Regions from separate parts of the Homo sapiens genome. Here region 2 is linked to region 1. The links are chromatin contacts, found by Hi-C in ENCODE. All regions are on one chromosome and are shown on one strand. The core of a region is the stretch at or near the end of the contact, and the rest is flanking DNA. Distances in the headings are between cores, read along the strand shown.

Region 1 (7,087 bases), core at 1,289-3,788:
TTTTTGTATTTTTAGTAGAGACAGTTTCTCTGTGTTGGTCAAGCTGGCCTCGAACTCACAACCTCAGGTAATCCACCCGCCTCAAGCCTCCCAAAGTGCTGGGATTACAGGCTTGAGCCACCACGCCCAGCCTCTTTTTTTTTTTTTTTCCTGAGACCAAGTTTCACTCTTGTTAGCCAAGCTGGGGCACAATGGCGCTGTCTCAGCTCACTGCAACCTCCGCCTCCCAGGTTCAAGCGATTCTCCTGCGTCAGCCTTCCGAGTAGCTGGAATTACAGGCGCGCACCACCACACCAGGCTAGTTTTTTGTATTCTTAGTAAAGACGGGGTTTCACCATGTTGGCCAGGCTGGTCTTGAACTCCTGACCTCAGGTGATCTGCCCACCTTGGCCTCCCAAAGTGCTGGGATTACAGGCGTGAGCCACCATGCCCGGCCAGTTGAACTTTTATATAAAGGCCAATTTACAGAAATTCAAGGAAAACCCATAAAATTAAGGTAACTATATCGAGAGAAAAATAAAATTATTTATAATAAAAATACACAGAAATACCAGAGGTGTGCTGCTTCAGGTGCAAGCCAGATTTTTTTTTTTTTTTTTTTTTTTTTTTTGGAGACGCAGTCTCACTCTGTCACCAGGCTGGAGTGAAGTGGTACCATCTCTGCTTACTGCATCCTCCGTCTCCCGGGTTCAAGCAATTCTCCTGCCTCAGCCTCCCAAGTAGCTGGGACTACAGGCGCAAACCACCACGCCCAGGTAATTTTTTTACGTTTAGTAGAGGCGGGGTTTCACCATGCTATCCAGGATGGTTTCGATCTCTTGACCTGGTGATCTGCCCACCTCAGCCTTCCAAAGTGCTGGTATTACAGGCATGAACCACCAGCCCAGCCAATTTTAAATACTTGGCCTCATCGATTATCTCCTTAAATACAAACTAACTTACAAACGACACTATTTGAATTCGAAAATATTGTCACCAAAACCAATGGCACTAATATCTCAGGTCACCTATGCATAACTAAATTGTTTCTTTGTAGTCTCAGCTACTGGAGAGGCTAAGGCAGAAGCATCATCTGAGTCCAGGAGTTCCAAGCTGTAGTGCACTATGATTGTGCCTTGAAAAGCCCCAGCACTCCAGCCTCAGCAACATAGGAGAAACCCCTCTCTTAAAAAAAGAAAAAAAAAAGTAAAATTGGCTATTTACATCTGGCCATTTCTCTGTCACAATTATCACATAAGGAAAGTCAAGCTAACACCCTACTAACGAAACTCATGAACTATTCAGTACTGTGAACGTGGCTGCAGTTAGTCAACTGTTGAACTGATATGCATTTTTCTATGAAGCATGAATTTGAATACAAGCACCCAAGTTTGAAGCAAATTTTAAAATCTGATGTAAAATCTGATAGACTGAATTAGCTGAAACCTCTTGGGAAAGACCAGTGTCACCATGAAGAACAGTGTCACCTCAATTGTATTAAAAGGTGCAACTGACAAGAGGATTCAGAAAAGTGTCTCGCAATTAGAGAAATAAAAGGCATGTCTCGCCTTGAATGGAGGCTTCTGTTAAAATCATGATTTTAAAAAAAAAAAAAAAAGAGCCGGGTGCGGTGGCTCACGCCTATAATCCCAGCACTTTGGGAGGCTGAGATGGACGGATCACCTAAGGCCAGGGGATCAAGACCAGCCTGGCCAACGTGGTGAAACCTGGCCTCTACTAAAAATACAAAAATTAGCCTGGCGTGGTGGTGCTCACCTGTAATCCCAGCTACTCGAGAGGCTGAGGCAGGAGAATCACTTGAACCCGGGAGGCAGAGGTTACAGTGAGCCGAGATCGTGCCACTGCACTCCAGCCTGAGCGACAGAGTGAGACTCAGTCTCAAAAAAAAAAAAAAAAAAAAAAAACCATTTTCACCATTATAGCCAGGTCCTGTAGTCAAATCAGGATATAGTGATTGCATGTCAAGTATGAAGTTTCTTGCTTTTTTTTTTTTTTGGTTGACTGTTTCTATTGCAAAAGCTCTTAATAACAAAACTGATAAGTACATGCCCTTTGCTCAGCCCCAAATCAAGTTTTTGATTTTCTCAGTGCTTTTCATTTTTGCTGACAATGCATCAAAAAACACCAGAAAAGCTTTTCTCCATTTGTATTCCTGTTACAAAGCTTTACAGGGGCAGAACTTCTTTAAAGCATGTATCTTTGTTATGTTTTCAATAGAAAGGCAACCCACTCTGTTATTCTCTGATGTTTTTTTATTTAACAATAATTGATGCTCACTGAAAAAGATCAAAAAGTAGGTTGTGATTTATCTATGATAAACGGATGGTGAAGTGAATTTCCTCATTTGATTACTAAAGATAATTCAGAAAGCTGACATTAAAGCAGAGCCATTTGCAAAGTGGAATTAAAATAGATTTGTTTTTAATCAGGTTTTATTTTCACACTGTGAGGAGCTGCTGTATTTAGCATGCTAGACATGCTCAAAGAGTTCAGTCATGCGTAATGAAAGCTCAGATGGAAAAAGCGTCTGAGCCTCCAACTCAGGCTTTGAATGCTAACCCAGCCAGTAGAGTAGTAAAATAATATCTCCATTTAAACAGGACAGGATAGTTATCAGATTTTAACAAGAATTTGGTTACAAGTCAGGTCCCAAGCTATTAAAATTAAGCTGTTTCAGGAGAAAACATGCACTTAAAATATAAGCATTTTGGCCGGGCCTGGTGGCTCACGCCTGTAATCCCAGCACTCTGGGAGGCCGATCATAAGGTCAGGAGATCAAGACCATCCTGGCTAACACAGTGAAAACCCATCTCTACTAAAAATACAAAAAATTAGCCGGGCATGGTGGTATGCACCTGTAGTCTCAGCTACTCGGGAGGCTGAGGCAGGAGAATCGCTTGAACCCGGGAAGCAGAGGTTGCAGTGAGCCCAGATCACGCCACTGCACTCCAGCCTGGGCAACAGAGCGAGACTCTGTCTCAAAAAAAAAAAAAAGAAAAAAATATATATATATGCATTTCTTCTTTTTTTATTTTGAGACAGTCTTGCTCTGTTGCCCAGGCTGGAGTGCAGTGGCGTGATCTGGGGTCACTACAACCTCCACCTTCCAGGTTCAAGAGATTCTTGTGCTTCAGCCTCCTGAGTAGCTGGGACTACAGGTGCCTGCTACCACGCCCGGCTAATTTTTGTGTTTTTAGTAGAGATGGGTTTTCACCATGTTGGCCAGGCTGATCTCGAAACACTGACCTCAAGTGATCCACCTGCCTAGGCCTTCCAAAGTGCTGGGATTACAAGTGTGAGCCACTGCGCCCAGCCCAAAATATAAAAATAAAATAAAATATATATAAAATATAAAAAAAATTCTTCTTTTTTTCTTTTGAGATGGAGTCTTGCTCTGTCGCCCAGGCTGGAGTACAATGGTGCCACCTCAGCTCACTGCAACCTCCACCTCCCAGGTCCACACGATCCTCCCACCTCAGACTCCCTAGTAGCTAGGACTAAGGTGCACACCACCACACCCAGCTAATTTTTGTATTTTTAGTAGACACAGGATTTCACCATGTTGGCCAGGCTGGTCTGGAACTCCTGACCACAGGAGATCCACCTGCGTATTTCTTCTTAAAGGCATCATATAAAATATATAAAAGGCATCATATAAAATCATATAACTGGCCAGGCACAGTGACTCATGTCTGTAATCCTAGCACTTTGGGAGGCCGAGGCGGGTGGATCACAAGGTCAGGAGTTCAAGACCAGCTTGGTCAAGATGGTGAAACCCCATCTCTACTAAACATACAAAAAAATTAGCCAGGTGTGGTGGCGGGCGCTTAGAATCCCAGCTACTCGGGAGACTGAGACAGACAATTGCTTGAACCCAGGAGGCAGAGGTTGCAGTGAGCCAAGATCGTGCCAGTGCATTCCAGCCTGGACGACAGTGAGACTGCATCTCAAAAAATAAGTAAATAAAATAAAATAAAATAATATAATATTAACTAGCTATAAAATGAACAAAGCCCCAACCACATGAGAATTTGACAATACCAACAAACTCGTACTATTAGAACCAAATTTTTTCCCCAAAATAACAGAAAATAAAACGCAACACCACTGTAATATTATTAAAGGGTGTTTGATCTCGGCAGTGAGCCAAGATCGCGCCATTGCACTCCAGCCTGGGCAACGAGCGAAACTCCATCTCTAAATAAATAAATAAATAAATAAATTATCAGAACTCCAAAGAATTGAAAATATTAGCTAGCTAGTCCTCTAGTTCTTTTTTTTTTTTTTTTTTTTTTTTTTGAGACAGGGTCTCCCTCTGTCGCCCAGGCTGGAGTATAGTGGTGCAATCTTAGCTCACTGCAACCTCTGCCTCCCAGGCTCAAGCCATCCTCCCACCTAGTAGCAGAGTCTACAGGCGCACACCACCAGGCCCAGTTAATTGTTTTTGGTATTTTTTTGTAGAGGCGTCTCCATATTGCCCAGGCTGGTCTTGAACTCCCGAACTCAAGGGATCTGCCAGCCTTGGCCTCCCAAAGTGCTGGGGTTATAGGTGTGAGCCACTGCACCCAGCGCAGATCCATTCTTTAAGCAAGCTAATACTTTATAACAGAGCCAGGCACGGTTGGCTCACGCCTGTAACCCCAGCACTCTGGGAGGCCCAGACAGGTGGATCACCTGAGGTCAGGAGTTCCAGACTAGCCTGGCCAATATAGTGAAACCCCGTCTCTACTAAAAATACAAAAATTAGCTGGGCATGGTGGCATGCACCTGTAATCCCAGCTACTCAGGAGTCTTAGGCAGGAGAATCACTTGAACCTGGGAGGAAGAAGTTGCAGTGAGCCTGGGCAACAGAGTGGACTCCGATAAAAAAAAAAAACACTTCATATGGTACTTTACTGTTCAACCCTCTAAGAAAGCTAAATAATTTATTCCGTGTTATTTTTAGTTTTTCAGAAATGAATATACTGGCTGATATATTTTTAAATCAGTTCTTAAGTTTCTACCATTGTTTATTTCTGGAAAGTTGCTAAAAGTAACATTTTTCCCCCTGTGAGGAAATACTGGCAATATACTTAATACTAAGAATTACTAATGCAGTTTACCAATATTTGTGTAATTGAGTGGAAAATAGACTGGAAAGATATTTGCAAATGTTAATCATGGTTAATGCCTATGTGGTAGAATTTGAATTTTTTAAAAAAATTTTATTCCTGGCTGGGAGCAATGGCGCATGCCTGTAATCACAGTACTTTGGGAGGCTGAGGCCAGTGGATCACCTGAGGTCAGGAGTTCGAGACCAGCCTGGCCAACATGGTGAAACCCCGTCTCTACTAAAAATACAAAAATTAGGGCCGGGCGCGGTGGCTCACGCCTGTAATCCCAACACTTTGGGAGGCCAAGGTGGATAGAACACAAGGTCAAGAGTTTGAGACCAGCCTGGCCAATATGGGGAAACCCCGTCTCTAATAAGAATACAAAAATTAAGGCCGGGCACAGTGATTCACACCTGTAATCCCAGCTACTCGGGCGGCTGAGGCAGGAGAACTGCTTGAACCCAGGAGGCAGAGGTGGCAGTGAGCCAAGATCACACCACTGCACTGCAGCCTGGGCAACAGAGCAAGACTCTGTCTCTAAAAAAAAAAAAAAATTATCTGGGCAGGGTGGCGTGTACCTCTAATCCCAGCTACTTGGGAGGCTTAGGCAGGAGAATCGCTTGAACCCGGGAGGCAGAGGTTGCAGTGAGCTGAGATCATGCCACTGCACTCCAGCCTGGGTGACAGAGCAAGACTCCATCTCGAAAAAAAAAAAGAATACAAGTGCCTGGCACGGTGGCTCACACCTGTAATCCCAGCACTTTGGGAGGCCGAGACGAGCGGATCATGAGGTCAGGAGACAGAGACCATCCTGGCTAACACGGTGAAACCCCGTCTCTACTAAAAATACAAAAAATTAGCCGGGCTTGGTGGCGAGTTCCTGTAGTCTCAGCTACTCAGGAGGGTGAGGCAGGAGAATTGCTTGAACCTGGGAGGTGGAGGTTGCCATGAGCCGAGATCGCGCCACTGCACTCCAGCCTGGGCAACAGAGTAAGACTCCATCTCAAACAAAAAAAAAAATTAGCCGGGCATGGTGGTGGCCACCTGTGATCACAGCTACTTGGGAGGCTAAGGCAGGAGAATCACTTGAACCCGGCAGGCAGAGGTTGCAGTGAGCCGAGATCAAGCTACTGCACTCCAGCCTGGGCAAAAGAGTAAGACTCCATCAAAAAAAAAATTATTCCTCTATATTTTCTAAGTTTTTCTTTGGTTAACAGGTATTACTTTTATTTTATTATTCTTTGAGATCGGGTTGCTCTGTTTCCCAGGCTGGAGTGCAGTGGTGTGATCACCTTACTGCAGCCTCAACCTCCTGGGCTTAAGCAATCCTCCAGCCTTAGCCTCCTGAGTAGCTGGGACCACAGGCCCATGCCACCACACCCGGCTTTTTTTTTTTTGAGACCAGGTCTCACTCTGTCACCCAGGCTGGAGTACAGTGGTGCAATCTTGGCTCACTGCAATCTCCGCCTCCTGGGTTCAAGGGATTCTCCTGCCTCAGCCTCCTAAGTAGCTGGGACTACAGGCGCACACCACCACACCCAGCTAATTTTTGTATTTTTAGTAGAGACGGGGTTTCGCCATGTTGGCCAGGATGGTCTCAATCTCCTGACCTTGTGATCCTCCCGCCTCGGCCTCCCAAAGTGCTGGGATTACAGGCGTGAGCCACTGGGTGCGGCCCCCTAAGTTTTTGTCTTTTTTAAAAGAGATGGTGTCTGACCATATTGCCCAGGCTGGTCTGAAACTCCTGGTCTCAAGCAATCCTCCAGACTCAGCCTCCCAAAGTGCTGGGATTATAGAAGTGAGCCACCAAGCCCTGTCAGGTATTGCTTTTATAATCTGAAATTAAAAAGTTATAATAAAATGACTTGGGCCGCTCTCGGTGGCCCACACCTGTAATCCTAGCACTTTGGGAGGCGAAGGCAGGTGGATCACCTGAGGTAGGGAGTTCAAGACCAGCCTGACCAACATGGAGAAACTCCATCTCTACTAAAAAT
Region 2 (5,928 bases), core at 1,979-4,478, 1.1 Mb before region 1:
GACGCAGGAGAATCACTTGAACCTGGGAGGCGGAGGTTGCAGTGAGCCGAGATCGTGCCACTGCACTCCAGCCTGGGCGACAGAGCAAGACTCCATCTTTATTTATTTATTTTTTATTTTATTTTATTTATTTATTTTTTTGAGACAGAGTCTTGCACTGTCTCCTGGGCTGGAGTGCAATGGCTCGATCTCGGATCACTGCAACCTACACCTCCCGGGTTCAAATGATTCTCCTGCCTCAGTCTCCCAAGTAGCTGGGACTACAGGTGCACGCCACCACACCTGGCTAATTTTTTGTATTTTTAGTAGAGATGGGGTTTCACTATGTTGGCCAGGCTGGTCTCGAACTCCTGACCTCGTAATCCACCCGCCTCGGCCTCCCAAAGTGCTGGGATTACAGGTGTGAGCCACAGCATCCGGCCCAAGACTCCATCTTAAAAAAAAAAAGGTCCCCTCCATCCTCACTGCAGGAAAGCCTCTGTTGCTGCTGCCCTTCCTCCACCCCCAGGAAGCTTCCATCCCGCACATCCTCAGACCCCTGTGGGCTCTGGCTGTCCCTACCAGCCATAGAACCCTCTCAACTCCCTTAAGGCACCTGCTGGCCCCAGGTGGCCCCTCATCTTCCCCAGCTGTTGGGGGAAGGGAGGTGAGGGAGGAGCAGGGCAGTGGGAGAGCACACAGTGGGTCAAGGGCACCTGGCAGCGACAACACCCCAGCCCAGCTTACTCTGATGCTAGCCCTGCACTCACCATCTGCATCCTCAGGACCTGGCCTGCTACAGCCCAGGCAGGGCATTCAAAAGCCCACCCGTGCAGGGCCACGCCAGCCACAGGAAGCCAACAGGAGGGCAGCTGCTCTCACCCACGCTCATCTCGGGTCTTGGGTCCAGGCCAGGTTAGCGGTAGGGAAGGTGCCCTCCAGGCCTGCATTGACCCCATATGCTGAGAGATGTTCTATGAGCCACAGACAAAGCAAGGACATCTCTACCCACCCCACCCCCGGGACACGTGCATGGCAGCCCCACCAATAGGGAGGAGCTAACTGTGACTACTTGGGGGCTTCCCCCTGAGTCTGGAGGAACACAGTCCAAGGCTGTGCAGGGGAGGTGGAAGTAGGGGGTTTCTGCCTGGATGGCGGCTGCAGGCCTGTCAAGCGTCTGTGCCAAGCCCACTGAGGTCAATGGTGAGCGGTGTCCACATCTGTGTGTGGTGGCGGTGGCCTGAGGCAGCCACACAGGCTGTGCACTGATGTTGGTGGCTCTCACTAGGTGCGAGTGGGGTGTATTTTGTCATTTGTCTCCACGCAGGACACTGTGTGTGTAGTGTGTGGGTGCTGAGTTCACGTCGACTGTTTGGTGCATCTGAGCCTTCCCGTGAACGGCTAAGGCGGCATCTGTGGCTGAAGGTCTATGTTGTGGCGCGGGTGTTGGGCCTGGCTGTGTGTATCAGGGTATATGTCTGTGTGTCGGTGAGGCAAGTGTACAACCGCATGTGGGTGGGTCTGGGGGGTGTGCCTGGGCTCCCTGGTATGTGTGATACACACTTTGTGCATCTGGGCATACCTTTGTGGGCCGATTGGTGGCTGTGTTGAACTGTATGCTTTTCCTGTCCGTGTGCACCCATGAGGTGGGAGATAGCGTGCTGTGTCATCTGCATATGGTTGTTATAGGTCCCCGGTGGTGGGGGGACTGTTCTGTGCCTGTGTGGGGTTGTGTGGCATCTGGCTGTGTGTGCGGCTAACACTGTGCATATTCTGTGAATTGGAGTGTTTCTGTGTGGCCTGGTTTTAGGGTCTCACTATGTTGTTTGTGGAATGTTTTGTGCATCTGTGTGTCTGTGTGGGGCCCAGTGTAGCCCATGTCGTGTACACACTGCATATCTGTGTGAAGCAGGTGCTGTTTGCCTCTGGGACACAGAGGGGTTCAGGCCGTTGCTGGGTTCTCCTCCCCCTTCTCCAGTGCTCAGAACCAGAGCCAGGGCCCTCTCGGCCACACCTCACCCCTTTCCACAAACTTCACCGTGAGCAAAACAGCCTTTCAATTTTACTTGCAATTCAAAAGGGAAGGAGGCTGCCACTAAGCCAGAGATGAAAGAAGTTGACTGTCTCCCCTAGCAACTGCTGCCCTCAGACCGCCATTCAATTTACTCTTTCCAGGTTGCTATGGACACGAGGGAGCCCAGGGGGTCTGTCCTCTGGAGCCAAGGGAGGCGTGACCACTCCCTCCTTTCCATTCCCAGCTGCGCCTACATCTGCTTCTCAGGGACAGCAAGAAGGGGGGACCCCCATGGGGGCCCTGAGGTCCTCTCTCTCGGCTGGGAGGTGGCCTCTGGGAGTGCCTCAGTTTCCCTGCAGGACATGCAGTTAACAGGACACAGACCTGACCCTCCCTCCGCTCCCCATGCCAGGGGTGCTGCAGGGTTGGAAAGATCAGAACAATCTCGCTGACTGCCCACCAACCCAGCCCAACATGCCAGTGAGGGCCACAGGGGCAGGCACTGCCACCTGTGGCCATGGGGACAAGGGGGTGGCAGGGAAAGAGAATGTTGCCCAACTGCAGAGCCCTGGACCAAGGGTCTCATCCCAGGACCACCACTGACCTTGGGCCTATCATGCCCCTCTCCCGGACTTACTTTCCCTATCTGTGATGAGGTGATCTCTAGGCTCTGAAGTTCTCTGGGGACCCACCCTCCAGGAAAGGCCTTTGAGGTCATTCCTGTTCCACCCCTGCCTCCAGGTGGGGCCTCATTCAAACCATGGTGGATAGAGGACAACTGAAGCAGCGGGCGCCCTCTGCGTGCCATTTGGGCCCCCACTAACCACAGGAGGGAGCTTTCTAGACTAACCCAGACCCCCTGTGCTGCAGTCCCAGCCCCAGCAGCTGTGTCCCAGCAGAGGAGGAACCTGCTACCTCCCACCTCTTCCCTTCCCTGCCAACCTGGGGGCAGGGCTAGCTTCAGAAGGTGGCATTTAAGAGGCGGCCCTGGGGGTGTGGCACTGTGCCATGCATGGACCAAAAGAAAGGGGTGCCTGGCTCAGGGCCCCATCACCACCCACAATTCATGACTGGGGCCAGCGTGCCCTACACACCCGCTGCAGACCCTGGGGAAACGAGCTCTCCACTGTCCTCATGCCAGGGGCCACTGCGGGCCGCCTACTCTGCTCCTCTACAAGTCCCAACTAGTCGTGGGTTTGTCCAGCCAGGCAAATCCCAGGACACGGGCACACCCCACAGTCATACACAGGAACACACACCCTCCTGCCAATGCGGGCTCCAGCCTGGACAAGTCCAGCTCAGGGGTCCCATGCCAACCCTAGCTCTGCCACTACCACACAGGGGACCCTGGGCCAGCCCCTGCCTCTCTGGGTCCCTTCCAACTTTGTGGGGGCCAGCTGTGCCCTGAAATCCCTAGCCCAGTGTCTCTTCCCATACACAGGAAATGAAACTTCAGAACTTTGTTTCTAGACTGGGTTAGTTTAGAAACCAAACAGAGCCCTGGGCTGGGAGTTGGAAGACCTGGTGTCTAACTTTAACTGGCTGTGTGCCCCCAGCATGGTGCTTCCCCTCCCTGAGCCTCTGTTTTCTCCTCTGTTACATGGGCATCATAATGGTCCCGACCTTGGTGTATTAAATGTGAAACACTCAGCACGCGCCTGGCACATAGTAGGCACTCAATAAACAGTAGCTACTGTTAATACGTTATTGCCACCTGCATGCCTCTCATCTGCACACATACACTCTGTCCCAGCTGCGAGTGTCCCTTACCAATCTTCAGCCACCACCAACTTCCCAGGGCCACCTCCCGGCCACCCGGAGGCCCAAAGCAGACAGTGCATCAAGAGCATCCCGCACCCCTCGCACCGGCTCACACCCAGCTCCCGCCCCACACCCTGGGACCCCCACAAGCCTGCAGCACGGGTGATGTGAATCCTGCCTGGACATGAAGACAGGCCTGCTTCTCCTTCCTTCCCTGCCTGGAACTCATTCCAATAGGCAGTGGCGGCAGGTCTTGTGGCTGCCCCAGATGGGCTGCAGAACACCGCGGGTGCCCACACCAGCCTCGAGCCAGCATCCAGCCACCGCCTCAACCCCAAGGCCCGTGGCAATGGGAGATGCCCAGAAACTCAAGGGGCAGGAATCTTTAGGGATCTCATTCTCCGTGTCCCACACCCCTAACAGGCCTGGGACAGATGGGAACAAAATACCCCTGGTGCCAGGCACTTTATTCTATTATCTCCTTGATTCCTACAATTCCACGTCCCATTACAATCCCCACTACAGAAAACAGGCTTAAAGAGCATAGTGATTTGCTCAACGCCACTCAAGGTGGCAGAGCCTCAATCCAAGCCCAGGCCAACCTGACTCCAGGGCCCATCTTTTGCCCCGTGTGTGGGCCTGGTCTAGATGCCTCCCTGCCCTTGAACGAGGGGAACCCTGGCCTAGTCCACCACCTGGGCGGCACCCACCCTCTCGCTGACCGCATTGTACTTAATGGCGAGCTCATCGCGCTCGGCACGGCTCTGGGCCAGCAGGTCCTCCACGCGGGACAGCTCCTGCTGCAGCAGCTGGTTCTCCTCCTGCAGCGACAGCAGCGATGCCATCTCTGTGGCCGGCAGCAGGACTGGCAAGGGACAGTGGGCACATGGTTGGCTTCTGGGTCCAGTGGGACATCCTCCCCCCAACAGGGAGGGCAAGAAAACCATCCAGGCCCCTGGGAGGAGTCCAGATGGGAATGGCTGCAGCACCAGGCCTGCAAACAGAGCTGAGAACAGGGAGGAAGGCAAGGAGGGGATACAAAGCTGGACGTAAAGTGAACACAACTCCAGCTAAAGTGTGGCCCAGCAGGTTTGGGAGGTGCAGGAGAGACACTCAGTCTAGGAGCCAGGAGACCCCTGAGTTCTTGCTCCCTCCTTTTCCAATTAGTCTTCTTCTCCGGGGCCTCAGATTTACTTATCTGTAATATGGGTGGGGCGGGCACGGACTCACGCCTGTAATCCCAGCACTTTGGGAGTCGAGATAGGAGGATCACCTGAGGTCAGGAGTTTGAGACTAGCCTGGCCAACACGGCGAAGCCCTGTCTCTACTAAAAATACAAAAATTAGCTGGGCATGGTGGTGTATGCCTGTAGTCCCAGCTACTTGGGAGGCTGAGACAGCAGAATCACTTGAACCGGGGAGGTGGAGGTTGCAGTGAGCTGAGATTGCGCCACTGCACTCCAGCCTGGGCAACACAGCGAGACTCTGTCTCAAAAAAAAAAAAAAAAAAAAAAAAGGTAGAATAGTAGTAACCAGATCCTCCCAGAAAAGCATCAAAGCCTCGCTCAAGAGAAGGGCTTCATGGAACTTTAAAGGCTAGGGCTCAGGAGAGCATAGCATAGGTCAGGTTGTGAGGAGAAGGAGAAAGAGAGAAGAGGGAAAGAAAGGCCAGCGGGAGAAGCGGGGTTGTCCACCTCCTGTGGGTTCCCCTTCTACCCTGGGAGAACTGGACATACACCCCAGGTGTCAGGGTGAGGGCCCTCTGAGTCTCTCCCTGTCTGGGGCTCCAGGGCGCCAACATCCCTGGCGCTCCCAAGGAGGGGGCCCGTCTGTAGCTTGGGAGTTGAACACAGACAATGGTTAGAGCACCAAAACGCCACACGCCAGCACACCAGCTGCAACTGAGTGTGCCTTTCCCAGATCCTCAAGCCACATAACTACACCGTGTGCGCCACCCACTGAGAGGAGCAGGGACCATCCGCCTTCCTGCCCACGTGGGAAACGGATGGACGGCGCCATCCACTCAGACTTCCGCAAAACCCTGGTCTGAGCTGAGCTGCCCTCTTCCTGTATCTTGGGTTCAGCCAGCTCACACCTTCCCCGGGTGGGAATACGGGATTTGGGGTTCACATCTCTGCAGCAGGCTACAGGCAAGCACGCAGGAGATGCTCGGCC

Evidence for each region. A loop is a pair of places that touch in the nucleus more often than their neighbours do. Pooled maps may share reads with other maps.
Region 2: a loop to region 1 is called in a map of posterior vena cava, with 18 times the contacts of the local background. The contact joins two enhancer-like sites. A Hi-C loop is called at or near these places in 2 of 168 maps with a recorded cell type or tissue (CD4-positive, alpha-beta T cell and posterior vena cava) and 5 of 50 pooled maps.

What each region holds. Positions count from the first base shown.
Region 1 is chr1:15,839,369-15,846,455 of GRCh38, reverse strand. The region is part of intron 1 of SPEN-AS1 (SPEN antisense RNA 1); the gene reads left to right. Among named protein-coding and RNA genes, the nearest start is that of SPEN, 4.8 kb to the left of the region's middle. RefSeq lists an enhancer at 1,499-1,598 and a silencer at 1,829-1,898. Within about 2 kb of position 2,538, at least 5 of the 41 ENCODE cell types and tissues checked have a DNase peak (open chromatin) inside an H3K27ac peak, as active enhancers do.
Region 2 is chr1:16,923,016-16,928,943 of GRCh38, reverse strand. CROCC (ciliary rootlet coiled-coil, rootletin) reads right to left here. Exons shown (of 37, transcript NM_014675.5): 3 at 4,465-4,619. Among named protein-coding and RNA genes, the nearest start is that of CROCC, 4.0 kb to the right of the region's middle. RefSeq lists enhancers at 2,049-2,659, 4,489-5,099, 5,283-5,928. Within about 2 kb of position 3,228, at least 4 of the 41 ENCODE cell types and tissues checked have a DNase peak (open chromatin) inside an H3K27ac peak, as active enhancers do.